Linked DNA regions of Homo sapiens: region 1 is linked to region 2. Evidence: read pairs that join two places in POLR2A ChIA-PET (ENCODE). Cell type or tissue: CD4-positive, alpha-beta T cell. All regions are shown on one strand.

What was found. ChIA-PET counts read pairs that join two places held together with the same protein. Peaks named below come from ENCODE experiments on the same cell type or tissue, not always from the same donor. Only the 100,000 strongest peaks of a DNase experiment are listed, where the experiment ranks them.
Region 1: POLR2A ChIA-PET joins it to region 2 with 14 read pairs; 3 of 35 experiments call an interaction of 5 or more read pairs at or near these places.

What each region holds. Positions count from the first base shown.
Region 1 is chr3:71,478,792-71,486,791 of GRCh38, reverse strand. All of the region lies in intron 3 of FOXP1 (forkhead box P1), which reads left to right. Among named protein-coding and RNA genes, the nearest start is that of MIR1284, 59 kb to the left of the region's middle. In CD4-positive, alpha-beta T cell, no CTCF peak of the experiment used is centred here; a DNase peak (open chromatin) is centred at 7,991; H3K4me3 peaks cover 1,888 bases; H3K27ac peaks cover 2,266 bases.
Region 2 is chr3:71,334,653-71,342,652 of GRCh38, reverse strand. The region is part of intron 4 of FOXP1 (forkhead box P1); the gene reads left to right. LOC124906248 (a long non-coding RNA gene) reads right to left here and starts at 4,723. Exons shown (of 4, transcript XR_007095957.1): 1 at 4,634-4,723. In CD4-positive, alpha-beta T cell, no CTCF peak of the experiment used is centred here; no DNase peak of the experiment used is centred here.

The DNA of each region.
Region 1 (8,000 bases), 140 kb before region 2:
TTAAGTTGGTTCAAGTAATGCACAGAAGCAAAGAGAAGGAAATTTCCATTCAGTTTATATGCAGGCTGCTGAGCTGCCTGTTGAGAATTGCCGTCATTTTATTCTGTCTTCAAGAAAAGTAAGCAATTAGTACATATAAGCTATCATTTAGCTAATGTACATTTTAATTTTATTTCAATATGTTGCATATTATTATTTCTTTTGGTCATGAAAAGCAGAGTGCGGAAGAGTGACTGTGGTGAACACGTGAATTGTTACCCTCTTGGCCCGTAATAATAGGATGATACGGTTGACTTTGATTAAGGGTGACAAAATCAGCAGGCCCCCGAAACAGCAGGCCTGTTCTGATGGTGGCTTTTGGATTTTTCCCTACAGATATTCTATGTAGCACCATCCAATGGATTGGAATAGGCTCATGAGATAAAATCTTTTTATTCCTTCTGTATTCGATCAGATTTTAGTAATATTTATAACAAATAATTAGAGAGCTATTCATCAGGCACTTACTTTTCCTATGTTGGTTCAAGTATCACCTTGCTTATCTTATTGAACCTTAACAACATCTCTGTGTTCTAGGTATTATTCTGGTTTTAATGTTGAGAAGAGAGAAGGTTAGTGCATAAGTCACCTGCTCAGAATTGCATAGCAAGAGTGAGAAGTGGGTTTTATTCCAAGTTGGGCCAATTTCAAAACCTTTGTCTTAACCATGAGGACATGCTACTTCCTCATCTTTGAATAGATTCCGTGGTTCTTTAAGGTCTTTTTGATTTAGGCAGAGAAGATTTTGTAGTTTATACTTGTCTTTGTGAAAGAGGTGGAATCTGACTTATTTAAAACAGCAGCTTCATCTGCAAGATTTTTATAGAGGCAGCAATGTAAAAGGGAATGGCTTCCTCCAAAAATTTTCTCCAAAATATTCCTCACCTCCTGGCTTTTTCCTCAGTTGAAAAAAATCTCCCCAGAGTCATGCCACTGGATTCAACACTGCATTATTTCTGTGGTTCTTTTTTTTTTTTTTTTGATGGAGTCTCTTTGTTGTCTAAGCTGGAGTGGAGTGGTATGTGGTATGATCTTGGCTCACTGCAACCTCTGCCTCCCAGGTTCAAGCGATTCTCCTGCCTCAGCCTCCCTAGTAGCTGGGATTAAAGGTACACGCCATCACACCTGGCTAATTTTTGTATTTTTAGTAGAGATGGGGTTTCACCATGTTGGCCAGGCTGGTCTTGAACTCCTGACCTCAGGTGATCTGCCCGCCTTGGCCTCCCAAAGTGCTGGGATTACAGGCGTGAGCCATCGCTTCCAGCCTCAGTTATTATTCAGGGAACTTTTTTCTCCCTGTTTTAAAAAGTTGCATATTGAATTATCTAAGAGTGAAATGACATGTCAGTTGCAAGTTCCTTTATGAATCTTCAGAAAATAAGAAAAAATGTTGGGGCAGAAGCTTGATAAATCTAGAATCTAGGTGATGGATATAAGGGGGTTTACTATTTTCTCTACTTTTAAATATTTTTGACCACTTTTATTGTATAAAAGGGATATTGGGGAGATGAGAGGCTTATCTAGCTCACTGTCTAATCTAGTCGTTGATAAACCAATCACAGGCAGGATAGAACCAGGCCTCTGCACCCCTGTCCTCTACCCAACACCTGCTGGCCCTCAGCTGCCAGTATAATTTAATTGATATGGGGTCTTAGGGCAAGGAGATGCTGACCTCATCAGCCCATTTTGTCCAGGAGTAATTTACTGGACAATACAGATACAATGTCTTTAACCTGACATACCAGCAGTCCCCAAGTAACTTATAAAATGATGGCAGTTGTCATAGTTGAGTATGTATGACATGCCAAGGGCTATAATACGTGTGTTATAGATTTTTATCTGTAATCTTCCTACGGGCAGTGTTTGGAGGGCTGTAGAGGAGACCTGAATTTAGGGCCCATCAGATTTTCTTCTTTACCTCCACGTTTTGTGTTTTTCAAAGTGTCATCTCAGCACTGCCTGGGAAGCGCATTAAATACAGACTTTCGGGCCCACACTGAGACACAGGCCCTTAGACTGGTTAGGGAGAGTGTGGTCTCTGAAGTTGAGTGGATAGCCTCAGGTCCTGGCCCCAGGACTCAATAATACCGTAACCCCGACCATGTCACAACTCCTTCCAAGCCTCAGTTTTCTCTTCTGCCAAATGGGGACAGTGGTGTCATCCACACTATTGGCTGTGAAAAGTCCTTAATACAGTGCTTGACACCTTGCAAATGTTAGATATATGCTGCTTGTAACTGTATTTGAACCTTTTTGAGACTTTGCCAATTTCCTGATAAAACCAAGAATATTGAGGATGTAGCAATGAATGCTCCAGGTGGCACTATTTGGTGGGTGAAATTTAAACCTTACATATCCTTGAAGTATGCTTTTTGTGATTATTAAAAGCATTTTAAAAATAAGTATTAGAGTTTTTACTTAGATGTTTGAAAAAGAATTCTGTCATCAAAGTGTATGAGAGTTGACAAGTGTAAATATGCAGTTAGACAGTTTCAAGGGACGTGTATTATTTACTGATCAATGTACTGTCTCCTTTGGAGCCATTACACTCAGTCATTTCCTGTCAATCTCTCCACGCTGTTATAATCAGACTATGGATATGCATATTAAAATATAAGAAAGTTATTGTGTATGTGTGGTGGCAGCTTTTTAATTGTTAATAATGTTGCTGCTTTAAAAAGGTATCAGGGTAGTTTACTCTTAGGATGGTTAATATTCTGCAGAATTGCATGAGAAATTAGGGGAACCAAAATTCGAGCTGGTGGATAATGAGGCCAATAGGTGGGTGTCTGTGCTTCTAGTCGTTGCCCCGGTTACAAAAAAATGAGCTTTTAATGGTGGTCCTAATATGGAGGTAGGTTCCTTCTGTTCTTTTTTCAAATTTTTATTTATTTTTATTTTTTTTTACTACTGTGTTTTTAGGAAAACTTTTGTAATTAAAAAAAAGTTCGTGTATGTGTGTGATGGTGGGAGGCTCAGTCTAATTTCTGCCTGTAACAGGGATCAGCGAATCTTTTCTGTAAAGAGCCAGATAGTAAACATTTTAGGCTTTGCAAGCCACCTGGTCTGTTACAACTATTTACCTTTGTCCCCTCTAAGCAGCCATGGATGGTATGTAAATGAAGGGGTGTGGCTGTGTTCCAGTACAATTTATTTACAGACGCCGAAATTAGAATTTCACATGATTTTCATGTGTCACTAAGTAGTAGTAGGATTTTCATTTTCCCCCAGCCCTTTAAGAGTAAAAACTAGCTCACTGGTGGCAGGTTGGATGTGGCCCACGCGCCTATAGTTTGCCAAGCCCCAGTCTGGAAGAAGATTGGGAAGTAGTGGCGAGGACCGGCCCTTTGTTCCCGCTCTCTGGTGTTTCTGCTCGCTCACTTGCTCTTCGGTTTCTGATGAAATAATAATGTCATCAGTTTTTATTTAATGCTTATCTTGAGACAGGCTGTTCTGCATAATTATTGATTTAGAGTACAATTTAGTGAGGTCCTTCCTTTACTTAATAAAAGACAAAAATATATCTAGATGTAAAAATGAGGTTCAAGGTGAAGAGTGAAATGAAAAGGGAAGACAAGTCAAAGAAGAAAAGTAGACTTTGAAAAGTGACGTAAGGCTGGGCGTGGTGGCTCACACCTGTAATCCCAGCACTTTGGGAGACCAGATGGGTGGATTGCTTGAGCTCAGGAGTTCGAGATCAGCCTGGGCAACATAGTGAGACCCCATCTCTACAAAAAATAAGAAAAAAAATTAGCCGGATGTGGTAGCTTGCACCTGTAGTCCCAGCTACATGGGAGGCTGAGGTGGGGGGGATAGTTTGAATCCTGGAGGTGGAGGTTGCCATGAGCTGAGATCATGCCACTACACTGCATCAAGCCTGGGTGACAGAGCCAGACGTTGGTCTAAAAAAAAAAAAAAGTGACATAAGAACTATAGTCTCTTCCTAACCAGTGTTATTAAAATGTGTTGTATATCTCACTAGTGGAGGAATTTAAGGTGAATTTTCTGCAAGACAGAAAATTTAAAAAAAAATTTTAAAGTTATGTATTATTAGGCCAGGTGTGGTGGCAGACGCCTGTAATCCCAGCACTTTGGTAGGCCAAGGTGGTTGGATCACCTGAGGTCAGGAGTTCCAGACCAGCCTGGTCAACATGGTGAAACCCCGTCTCTACTAAAAATAAAAAATCAGCTGGGCATGGTGGCGCACAGCTGTAATCCCAGTTACTTGGTAATCCCAGTTACCCTAACTGTAATCCCTGTTACTGCTGAGGCCGGAGAATTGCTTGAACCCAGGAGGCCGAGGTTGCAGTGAGCTGAGACCTCACCATTGTACTCCAGCCTGGGCGACTGAGCAAGACTCCGTCTCAAAAAAAAAAAAAAAAAAAGGTTATGTATTATTTTTAATAGTGTTATATATTAATTTGTAGCAAAAAATAAACTTAGCACTTCAAGTCTGGCTTCTCAGATGATATTGCTAATTATGACATTAATAAAAATGTGAGAAGCTTAAGGAAAACTATAAAGATTACTGTGCAAGTGGTACCTGGGTGCAGCAAAGCCCTTAGAGGTGGTATTGAAGGATTAGAAGTAGGAACTTTTCTTCTAAATGTTCCTTAATTTATCATGAGGGAAGACAGCAGGCGACATGTGCGTGTCAGCTGATTGCGTCTGAAGAAATCTCTGGAGGACAAGAGTGATCAGATGTGCATGTGAACACTCTGGAGAGAAGATGCTGCAAATCCTCCCTCCTCTCTTTGCTGGAGATTTAAATCTTTTGTGTCGTAAACAGGTGGAGGAAGTCAGGGCAGGGGAAACATGGGGAAGAGTGAATTTGTGGAGTGGGGCGTTTTCATAAAACGGAGGCCTAGGTAGAAAATAGCATCGAGTGAGAAAAGGTGTGCGAAGAAGGTTTGTGGGCATTATTCTCAAGGCGCCTTTAGAGTAAGGGATGGTGGAAGCCCCACCAAGAAGTAGAAATGAAATGGGTGTTTCTCAAGAAAGGTAAGAATAATCTAGAGGAATATTTCTTTATCAAGTATCATGATAAAACTGACTTGAATATGAAAGAGAAAAAGTTTCTGATTGTCACCAAGTCAGAATTTATGAACCAAAGTATTGTTTTTGGGGTTGGGGAATAAACATTCAGAAAAGACGACTGACTAAGATGCAAATATCATGATTTCACATAAATGTCCTTTGTAATAAAAAAGGTAGGAAGTGGGAGAGAGGAGACAACAAAGATAGGCTTGTGCTGAAAGCTTTGTAAATTATCTTTTTTGTTAAGTGAAAAATAAATGCATTCCAGGATCCAAGTTAAGATGTAGAACCTTTGATATGTAGTGAACATCTACATGTGGTAATAAGCATACAGGATGTTGGCCAGACAATTTGGGCTTTAATCCTGGTTCTGCCACCTACCAACAGTATAATCTTGGGTAGGTCATATCTCTCTGTGCCTCAGTTTCCTCACCTTTAAAATAATAGTACCTAACTCATAGGTGATCGTGGGATTTAAATGAGTTAACACACATAAAGCATTAGAAAAGAGTTAGCACATGGTAAATTTTTGTAAATTACAGCCAGCTGTTAGCCCCAAAGTTTGTCCTAAGCAAAATATTTGGTTTGTGATCATTACAGCAAAGTTGCCCTCATTTCTCTAGGATGTGAACTTTTTTGTATATATATGTATGTGTATCTATCAATGTATTGTAGTGATATATGTCATGCACATTCAAAGACAGACATTCTGTGCTCAAAAAAAGAATGAAGGATATTGCCTGCCCTTCCTTATACCTTGTGCCTCAGTGTTTGAGGCCTAATTACCACTACATGAACATCCACACTGCATTTGAACAACCTGAGAGATGGTGAATTTCTATCCTTGGGAAAGACCGATATATGTGTGGCCAGCTGTTAGGGCTAGGAAGTTCTTTCTTACACTGGACTCAAATCTACCATGCATGGGCTTCCCACTCTGGTTTGGTACCTTGGGATTCTAGAAAACCCATCTCTTCTACTTGACAAGCTATGAAAGATTTGAGGAGAGTTAGCAGATCTTCTTGAGCCCACTCCAGGCTAAAAATCTCTTGCTCCTTCAGCTGTTCGTCTTTTGCTTCAATTTTGAGTGCCCTGTGACCATGTGCATTGTTTCCCACAGCACCAATAGTCATAGAGATATGTTTTATTGATGTGTCCACATTTAGATATAATTCACTTAAGGGCACTTCTTTTTGACAAAACTATCTCCATCATTTGGGAACGAAACATTGTGACTGTTCTTAACCTACTTCCTAAATTCGAAATCTGAGAAGCTGGCACATAAAGAATTATAAATTGTCTCTTGAAACTTTAGTATGCTGGAATAGGCTTTTCTTCATTTCAAGCCAGGTAACTGTGTAGAAGTAAAGGTGGTAATTCCAGTTCTAGTACCTGCAGTAGCAGCATACTGTGTGCCAGACACTCGGCTCAGTCCTTTGGTTGCAGTAGATCATTTAAGCTTCATGATCACGAGTCTGTTCCTGTTTAGTTTTGGGGTTTTTTGTTTGTTTGTTTGTTTGTTTTCTTGAGACAGAGTCTTGCTTTGTCACCCAGGCTAGAGTGCAGTGGCGCGATCTTCTCTTACTCTGCCTCCCGGGGTCAACCAATTCTTCTGCGTTAGCCTCCTGAGTAGCTGGGATTACAGGTGCGTGGCACCACGCCCAGCTAATTTTTGTATTTTTAGTAGAGACAGGGTTTCCCCATGTTGGTCAGGCTGGTGTCGAACTCCTGACCTCGTGATCTGCCTGCCTAATCCTCCCAAAGTGCTGGGATTACAGGCGTGAGCCACCGTACCCAGCCTGTTTCTGTTTTTATTTCTATTTCCAGATGATGAAAGCAGTGGTAGGGTAAAGTTGGAGACTTCGGTTAGAAAAGCTCAAGAGGAGGATTTTTTGGTAAACATAACCAAGATTAGTTGTTCATGTGTCCTTAATCCTTATAATTTTTCTGTTCTGTCTACCCAAGAAATGATGTAGTTTATGGTCTTTTGCTTTATCTTTTTTTTTCTTTTCTTTTCTTTTCTTTTTTTTTTTTTTGAGATGATGTTTTGCTCTTGTTTCCGAGGCTGGAGCACAATGGTGTGATCTCAGCTCATTGCAGCCTCCACCTCCTGGGTTCAAGTGATTCTCCTGCCTCAGCCTCCTGAGTAGCTGGGATTACAGGCGTCCGCCACCACGCCTGGCTAATTTTTGTATTTTTAGTAGAGACGGAGTTTCAACATGTTGGTCAGGATGGTCTTGAACTCCTGACCTCAGGTGATCCACCTGCCCCAATAGTCATAGAGATATATTTTATTGATGTGTCCACATTTAGATATAATTCACTTAAGGGTACTTCTTTTTGACAAACCTATCTCCATCATTTGGAAACGAAACAGTGACTGTTCTTAACCTACTTCCTAAATTCTAAATCTGAGAAGCTGGCACATAAAGAATTATAAATTGTCTCTTGAAACTTTAGTATGCTGGAATAGGCTTTTCTTCATTTTAAGCCAGGTAACTGTGTAGAAGTAAAGGTGGTAACTCCCCAGTCCCAGAGTGCTGGGATTACAGGTGTGACCACCACGCCCAGCCCTATCCTTTGTTTTAATGCATATAAATTGTGCAAGTGACGTAAAAGTTACCCCCTCCCCCTTTTGGGATAGTCTGCTTTTATTCCATTGAAACTATTCAAGCTAATTTTGAGTTAAAGATACTGCTATTCTCAATGTGCCAGAGCCCACACACACAACACTGGGGATGGTGTACTTCATTTTCTTTCAGCTTTCTCCAAGTGACTTTCCCTCCCCCCCTCCTTTCAACAAGATTCTCAGAGAGGAAGCCAATCACAATGTTACTGGGCATGGGTATCTTGAGGGATGGCTGGGTGCCTTCTATGAGACTTAACACATTTCCTGAACATGGTGCCTCACCATGGCAACAGCC
Region 2 (8,000 bases):
GGCGTGATCTCGGCTCACTGCAGCCTCCACCTCCCCGGTTTAAGCAGTTCTCCTGTCTCAGCCTCCTAAGTAGCTGGAACTACAGGAGTCTGCCACCACGACCGGCTAATTTTTGTATTTTTAGTAGAGATGGGGTTTCACCTTGTTGGTCAGGCTGGTCTCGAACTCCTGATCAGGCTGTTCTCGAACTCCTGACCTCAGGTGATCCACCTGCCTCGATCTCTCAAAGTGCTGGGATTACAGGTGTGAGCCACTATGTGCGGCCTGTTTGCTTTTATAATCCAGATTTTTCACTGCTTTGCCTTCTTAGATCATTTGACTAGGAATAATATGGTCTCTGTTCCACTATCTTTATAGGGTTTGAGTTTTCAGGTCTCTCAGACCACATCACATGGTTTCCTATAAGTCCCTTGTGATTTCAGGAATAAAGATTCATCCTTGATTTATGAAATGATTTGTAAAATAGATTGTAATTAATTCCTGATGTGTACATGGAACCTCATGTGGACATCTAGAAAAGAGAATGGCAGTAGTAACCCAAAGATTTAGTAGCTTGCAGCATGTAAATCTGATAAGCGGCAAAAAAGTTAAATTCATAAGACTAGTTATGTAGCAGAAAAAAACATAAGATTCAAATTCAGAAGCCTGTGTTTTAAAGCTGTATTTTTGGCTAACTTGTTATGTGATCTCAGTTTCCTCACTTAGGAAATCATTGAGAAGCGACTCATGCATGTTCTACCACAAGCTTCCATGGATAAATAACTTTGAAACATTCCAGATAATACAACTTCAAACCTTTGTCTTTACTGAGTGAAAATGATTGCTGTAGAAGTCGTTCAGTCTTACGACTGGAGAGTCAAGCTCTAGGATATGTTGGTGGATCTGTTAACCAGTTGATTAAATCCTAGTAATATTTTATTTCAAATCTTTCTTCTTTGTTTTTCTTTTTCTTTTGAGACGGAGTCTCACTCTGTTGCCCAGGCTGGAGTGCAGTGGCACAATCTTAGCTCACAGCAACCTCCGCCTACTGGGTTCAAGTGATTCTCCTGCTTCAGCCTCCCGAGTAGCTGGGATTACAGGCTGGTCGAACTCCTGACCTCAGGTGATCCACCCGCCTCTGCCTCCCAAAGTGCTAGGATTACAGGCATTAGCCACCACGCCTTGCCTCTTCTTTTTAAATATAGGTATTTACAGCTATAAATTTCCCTCTGAGTACTGCTTTATCTGTACCTCATAAGTTTTAGTATGTCTTCATTTTCATTCATCTCAAAGTATTTTCTAATCTCCTTTAATTCGTTGGTTATATAGGAGTGTATAGTTTAATCTCCACTTGTTTATGGATTTCCCACATTTTTTTGTTACTGATTTCTAATTTCATTTCTTTGTAATTGGATAACATACTTTTAAATTTACTGAGCCATGTTTTATGGTTCAGAATATGGTATATCCTGGAGAGTGTCCTTGAGAAGAGTGTATATTCTGTTGTCATTAGGTGGAAGTTGCTATGGATGGATGTCTGGTTGGTTGGTTCCTAGGCCTGGTTGGTTCCTAGTGTTGTTCATGCCTTCTATTTCCTTGCTGATCTTCTGCCTCATTCTGTCCAGGATTGGTAGGTGGAGTATTGAAGTCTCCAGCTATTATTCTGGAGTTGTCTATTTCTCCTGTCAGCTCTGTCAGTTTTGCTTCATATATTTTGGGGTTCTGTTTTTAGGTGAAGATTTTCTCAAAGCAAGCAAAAGAAAACTCTTCTTATGTTACCCACTCTCAGAACTTCATTCAGCTTTAGTGTTTAAGAATTAAAACACTCTCTGAAAAAGTTTAGTTTTATAGTGGCTCCCTGACATTGATGGAGACATTTAGGCCATATTTACACAGGTAAAGAGAGATGAGGGATTGGTGGCTTTATTTAATCAATATATTAATTTTTTTTATTGTGGGCAGCTGGTAGGGTCCAATTGAGGCCAAACCAACATTAACTTCAGTAGCAGATGACTGGGAGCTTTGATTTACCCAGATCATTGTTTCGTCTCCACTATTCACTTACTCTGTGTAGACATGGACTAACTCAATACAAACATGTTCCATGGGAAAAAATATGCTTTTTATTTTTTTTAAGAAATAAGAATAAAATGCAATTTTCTTGTTGCTAAATCTCTGACTCTACAGCCCTTTCTGTGTGGAGGCCACGTGGCAAACTCCAGGTGCATCTGTCATACAGAAATTGCTTTTCCCCCCAAAATACAGAAATGTGAAATAAACCAATTTGGGCACAAGTAGTGTATGCTAGATTTACTTAGTATCTGTCAAACATCTCCATACACTCAATGTATTAGGACAAATCAAAGAGTTATAACTGTCTAGTTTCTGCACAAATACATATATAGTTTCTACTTAGACACTGATGCTACTGATTGATTATTTTTGCTAACAGTGCTATGGCCAAACACTTAATTTGTTCCTTTTCAGCAGTATTGTAAATTTGTTCTAGACATATGTCAGTGGGAAAATAGGGGGGCAGGGGGTTATCTACGCAAGCACCCATGCACACACACAGGTACATACACATATGCATCAAAAGATACTTCCTCACTTAAAGATGTTTAAAAGGGTATTTACTTTGACATGAAATAATTCTTCAGCCTTTTTATTATTGTTAAACATCTTTTGGTGTTTATGAGCAATAAAATAGTTTAGCCACGACTGTATATTCACTATGAATGAAACATGGTTTTTCAGAAGAGATTTTACATGTATGTTAAAGCCATTTTCTTTTCTTGTCATTTATGTGAATGGTCCATAGATTGGATTGCTAGTGGAAGAAGCCATGTGATTCTGTATCTTAACTTTCTCTCAGAGAGGAATTATCGTCTTTGTCATTTTGTTTCAATGTGCTACCTCCCTACCTGCTGGGTTTCCCAACAGCCGTCAGCTAACTATTCTTGTACCATACTGCTACCAGCATTCCTGGTTCACAAATATGAAGTAAACAGAAAATCTTGCTAATTTGAGCCCAGTAGGAACCTTAACGCTGTAATGAGGGACTAATTTTGAAAGCAGAGAGACATCTCTTACAAAATTAGAGCCCAATTTTTTAATGATCTTAAATAACTAATTGAGAGTAAGAATGGTATTTAAGAAAGAGTGAGACACTGATACGCTGAAGAGTTACAACAAGGAGAGGAGACTCCTCCAGGAGCCCTAGTAATTATACAGTCTTCCTTCGTTGCCACCAATGCTAATCTGAGTGTGGGAATGATAATGTACCTTAGAGGACAGGTTTGTGGTTGAAATGCTCTTGATAGATTTTGACAAATTAAACAGTGGTAAAGATGTTTGGAAGTTATCCAGGTCCTTACCATTATTTATGTCAGTGAACTAGAAATCAGTGGTTAATTTGCAGTTCTTATAATTTTTATGATACTTGTGTTGTTGTAAATTTAGCCGTGTGCGGCATCAACTCAGCAGGATACATTTTATGTTGTCAGCTACCTTTTGACATCATAATAGATTTCATTTGCCAAATCTTTCTCGATAGAATAAAATGTAAAAGAGAGCTGAAGAGAATATTTGGATCATATCCAGACACTAGTAAACATATGATGGACTTTCTGAGATCAGAAGGCTCAGATATGGAATAGGGGGAGAAATTAGACCCTGTTAGTGGTTTTCTTTTTCTTCTTTTTCCCCTTAAACCATCCTAGTGTTCTTTGCTAGATAGGCATCTTTTATCTTGACTCAAAGCTAGTGTGTTTCTTAGCGTGTGGTACCTTGCACAATTACCAAAGTATAATTTAGTTACTGCTTTTCCACACCTTTTAACCATTAATGCACCTTTGTTAGTGTCTTCTTTATTGCACTGGATCGCAAGTTCTGTAGTCCTATTTTTTTTCTCATTATGTTTTTATATCCATTATATTATTTTAAAGAAAAATATTGGCCAGGCATAGTGTCTCATGCCTGTAATCCCAGCACTTTGGGAGGCCGAGGCGGGTTCAGGAGTTCGAGACCATCCTGGCTTAATAGGGTGAAACCCCGCCTCTACGAAAAATACAAAAAAATTAGCTGGGCATGGTGGCGGGCCCCTGTAGTCCCAGCTACTTGGGAGGCTGGGGCAGGAGAATGGCATGGACCTGGGAGATGGAGCTTGCAGTGAGCCGAGATTGCCTGGGTGACAGAGTGAGACTCCGTCTCAAAGAAAAAATTTATACTCTCCTGGGATAATTAAAGACTCGGGTTGGAAAGGCATTTTGTAGTTAAGATGTTTTGTTTCTCCATCCTTTTTCTTTAGGTTATTCAAATCCGTCCCTCATAATTATCCACTTTCTATAACACTGACCCTTGTCCTGCTAATAACCGAAGAGGATTAGTGGACACCCCTGCCTTTGTACCTATTTGTTCTCTGAGATTCTTTGTTTTGACCTCTAAGTAATTTCTTTTTAGGCCCTCTGCTCTTTATGTAACACATGTTTTTGCAGATCTCACTTTGATCTGTGTGAACATATAGCCTCCCATTTCTCTTATGTCATTTATCCTGCTTAGAAACATTTTATGAGAGCATAAGCCATGCTTTCATTTTTTCCTTTCGTACACCTCTTTCGAATCTCTTCAGAGGAAATTCCTCCTTAATACTTACTATGAGCTCAGCAGCAGTACAGAGGTATGATGACTGTGACCTAAGGATGTCCAGCCCTGTGAAACGAGCGCTTCCTCGTCCTCCTTGTGTATAACGGAGGTACATATCTTGAGTCCCTTGTTTGGAGTGTCTGTCTGGCATGGATGCTGCTGCTCCACTCTGCCATAGCCTTCTCTGTTCCCAATGTCTAATAAATGTTTAATGATAATTGAAATGATTAGTTATCAATCCATAATGGAGAAGAGCTTATTAACCTTTTCTGATCACAGCTACATTATCCTTGAGATGAAAGTTTTTGCTACCATGTACCAGCAACTGGAAGTCAGATCCATTGGACTGATTGGGGTCCCTGCTGTGTCATGGCATAAAATGGTTTCATATCATTGATCAATCTTCTGGAAGGTATATGCCCTTTGTTATTACTTCAAAGAATAGCCAATATTTCTATATTTGAGATAATATATGTATAGCTATGTAATGTATTTGGGGGCCTGCACTTTCAATATTTTTATAAAGTAGAACAGTTATAGAAAACTACCCACCCACTCCCAACTATACACATGCTCGCGCACAGATCAGTTCTGAACCAGATGTCCTATTTCCATACTGTATAAAAGGTAGCCATTGTCTACTGAGCACTGCAGATGTGGCTAGTATAACTGAGGGACTAAATTTTACCTAATTTTAAATTTCCGTTTTAATAGCCATATGTGGCTACTGTATTAAGTTGCATTCATATATATGTATTTGTATATATTTACATAAAAATTGTTTTAAGGCAGGGAACCTTGCCACCCAAATCAAGAAATTGAACTTAGCCACCTTGAAGTTTCTCCTGTGTCCTGTTCCACTCACAGCCCTTTCCAAAAACAACTCATGTTTTTACTTTTATCATAATCATTTCCATTTGTTAATTATTTGATCACCTACATGTGCATCCTTAGACACCACAGTTTAATATTGTCCACTTTTTAAATGTTTGATATGTCTTTTAAGTTTCTTAATCTGAAGATTTCCTGTCTATGCCTTTCTTTTCTTTGTACTTTACCACCTTTCAGAGATCCCTGGCCCCCTGAGCTGTAGGGTTCCCCAGAGCCTGGAAGTTGCTGATTGCATCCTCAGTTCAACATGTCCCTCTGCCTTCTCTATCTCCTGCACATTGGCAAGCTGGATCCAGAGGCTCATGTTTGATCCCTTCAGCACAACTCTAGGTGGTGTTGTGTTCTTTCATTTGTGAGGGATATAATATCTTATTGTCTTCCTTTTTGTGATATTGACGGTCATTAATCCTTACTGCCTAGATCCATTAATTCACTGGGAGATGCAACACGGTGATATTCTAATTCTACTTACTAGCTGGGATGCTTTTGTAATTTTATTCTTCATCTACTCTTTAGTTACCCAGTGGTACTGTTCATTTAGGTAATACAGGATAAATGTCGAATTCTTTCCCTCTATTTACTAAGTTTCAAAATAATGAGTTGACTCGCTCTCCTTTTCTGAAAGTAACCATTAAATTTTCATGTTTTTATCGAACACATGGACACAGGGAGGGGAACCTCACACACTGGGGCCTATCGGGGGGTGGAGGGCAAGGGGAGGGAGAGCATTAGGACAAATACCTAATGCATGTGGGGCTTAAAATCTAGATGTCTGGTTGATAGGTGCAGCAAACCACCATGGCACACGTATACCTGTGTAACCTGCACATTCTGCACATGTATCCCAGAACTTACAGTAAAATAAAAATAAAATAAACTAAAAATTTTTTATGTTTTTATAAACTATAAATTTAAACATGTTAGTAGATTTCAATTTATTGCATTTTTTAAACTTTTATTGAAGATCAAATTGTCTGTCTTTCATGAGTGTAACTTCTTTGCATTCGCTCCTCTGTCCTTCTGATATGACCCTACGGTCTTTCATAGCTTCTTTGCTCCCTGCTATGACAGAATGTTTCAGACTCACCTTGTACCTTTTTTTTTTTTTTTTTTTTTTTTTTTTTTTTTGAGATGGAGTTTCGCTGTTATTGCCCAGGCTGGAGTGCAATGGCACGATCTTGGTCCACTGCAACCTCCGCCTCCGCCTCCACCCCCGCCTGAGTCTCCTACCTTAGCCTCCTGAGTAGCTGGAATTACAGGTGCACGCCAACAAGTCCAGCTAATTTTTGTATTATTTGTAGAGACGGGGTTTCACCACGTTGGCCAAGCTGGTCTCAAACTCCTGAACTCAGGTGATCCACCTGCCTCGGCCTCCCAAAGTGCTAAGATTATAAGCGTGAGCCACCACGCCTGGCCACCTTGTACATTTCTTACCTGAGAATTGAAATCAACCATTTATCTAGAAACCCATTTCTTTTAGTGGGAATTTGTGTTTCAAGACAATTATCTTAGCGCTAACAGTGCTCCTTGTTGTGAGTGTGTCCAGGCCTCATGAGTTCATCCTGATATTTCCATTTCATAATCAGGATTACAGGGCTTTTATTTAACCTCCTATTTATTACATCTTTATCTCCTTTCTTCCATGCTGACAGTTTTGGTTCTCGAGAACAAAGGGGATGGTAGCATTAGAATATCCCATAATTGCCCATCTGCTTATTTCTCTACCTTACACACAACAGTCTTAGAATAACAATACTAAATACTTCCACTACCAGTTATGATTAGCAAGAAGAGTAAACATTTTATTACATATGCTATCCCTAGTCTAACTCCATTATTATGTTTTTTTTTTTGAAGACAGGATATTGCTGTGTTGCCCAGGCTGGAGCGCCGTGGCACGATTATAGCTCACTGTAATTTCGAACTCCTGGGCTCAAGTGATCCTCCCACCTCAGCCTCTGTTGTAGCTGGGACTACAGGTATGTGCCACCATGCCTGGCTAATGATTTTTAATTTTTAATTTAATTTAATTTAATTTTTTTGTAGAGGTGGGGTCTCACTAGGTTTCCCAGGCTGATCTTGAACTCCTGGCCCCAAGTGATCCTCCCACCTTGGCTGCCCAAAGTGCTAGGATTACAAGTGTGAGCCACTCACTCTTTGCATTATTTTTTGATAGTTGTATTAGATTTGCATTTTCAGGACATTTAGCCATTTATATGATACTCTCCCCCTTTTAACTCTAACCCTATTGTACTTTTTAGTAATACAGGTATGTTCAGTGCTCAGTACCAGTTCTTCAGTCCTTATGTCAATGTCTGTAGTCATTTTGTCTAAACTTCATTTCTGTTAGATTTTTTGGAAAAGGCTCATGGGTACTGTATTCCCTGAATTCTTGAATTTTCGTAACAGTTTGCTGTGTTCTTTATACTTAAACCACAATCTTTACTGAATTAAAAATGTTGCCTCACATTTTTTCTTTGCATATC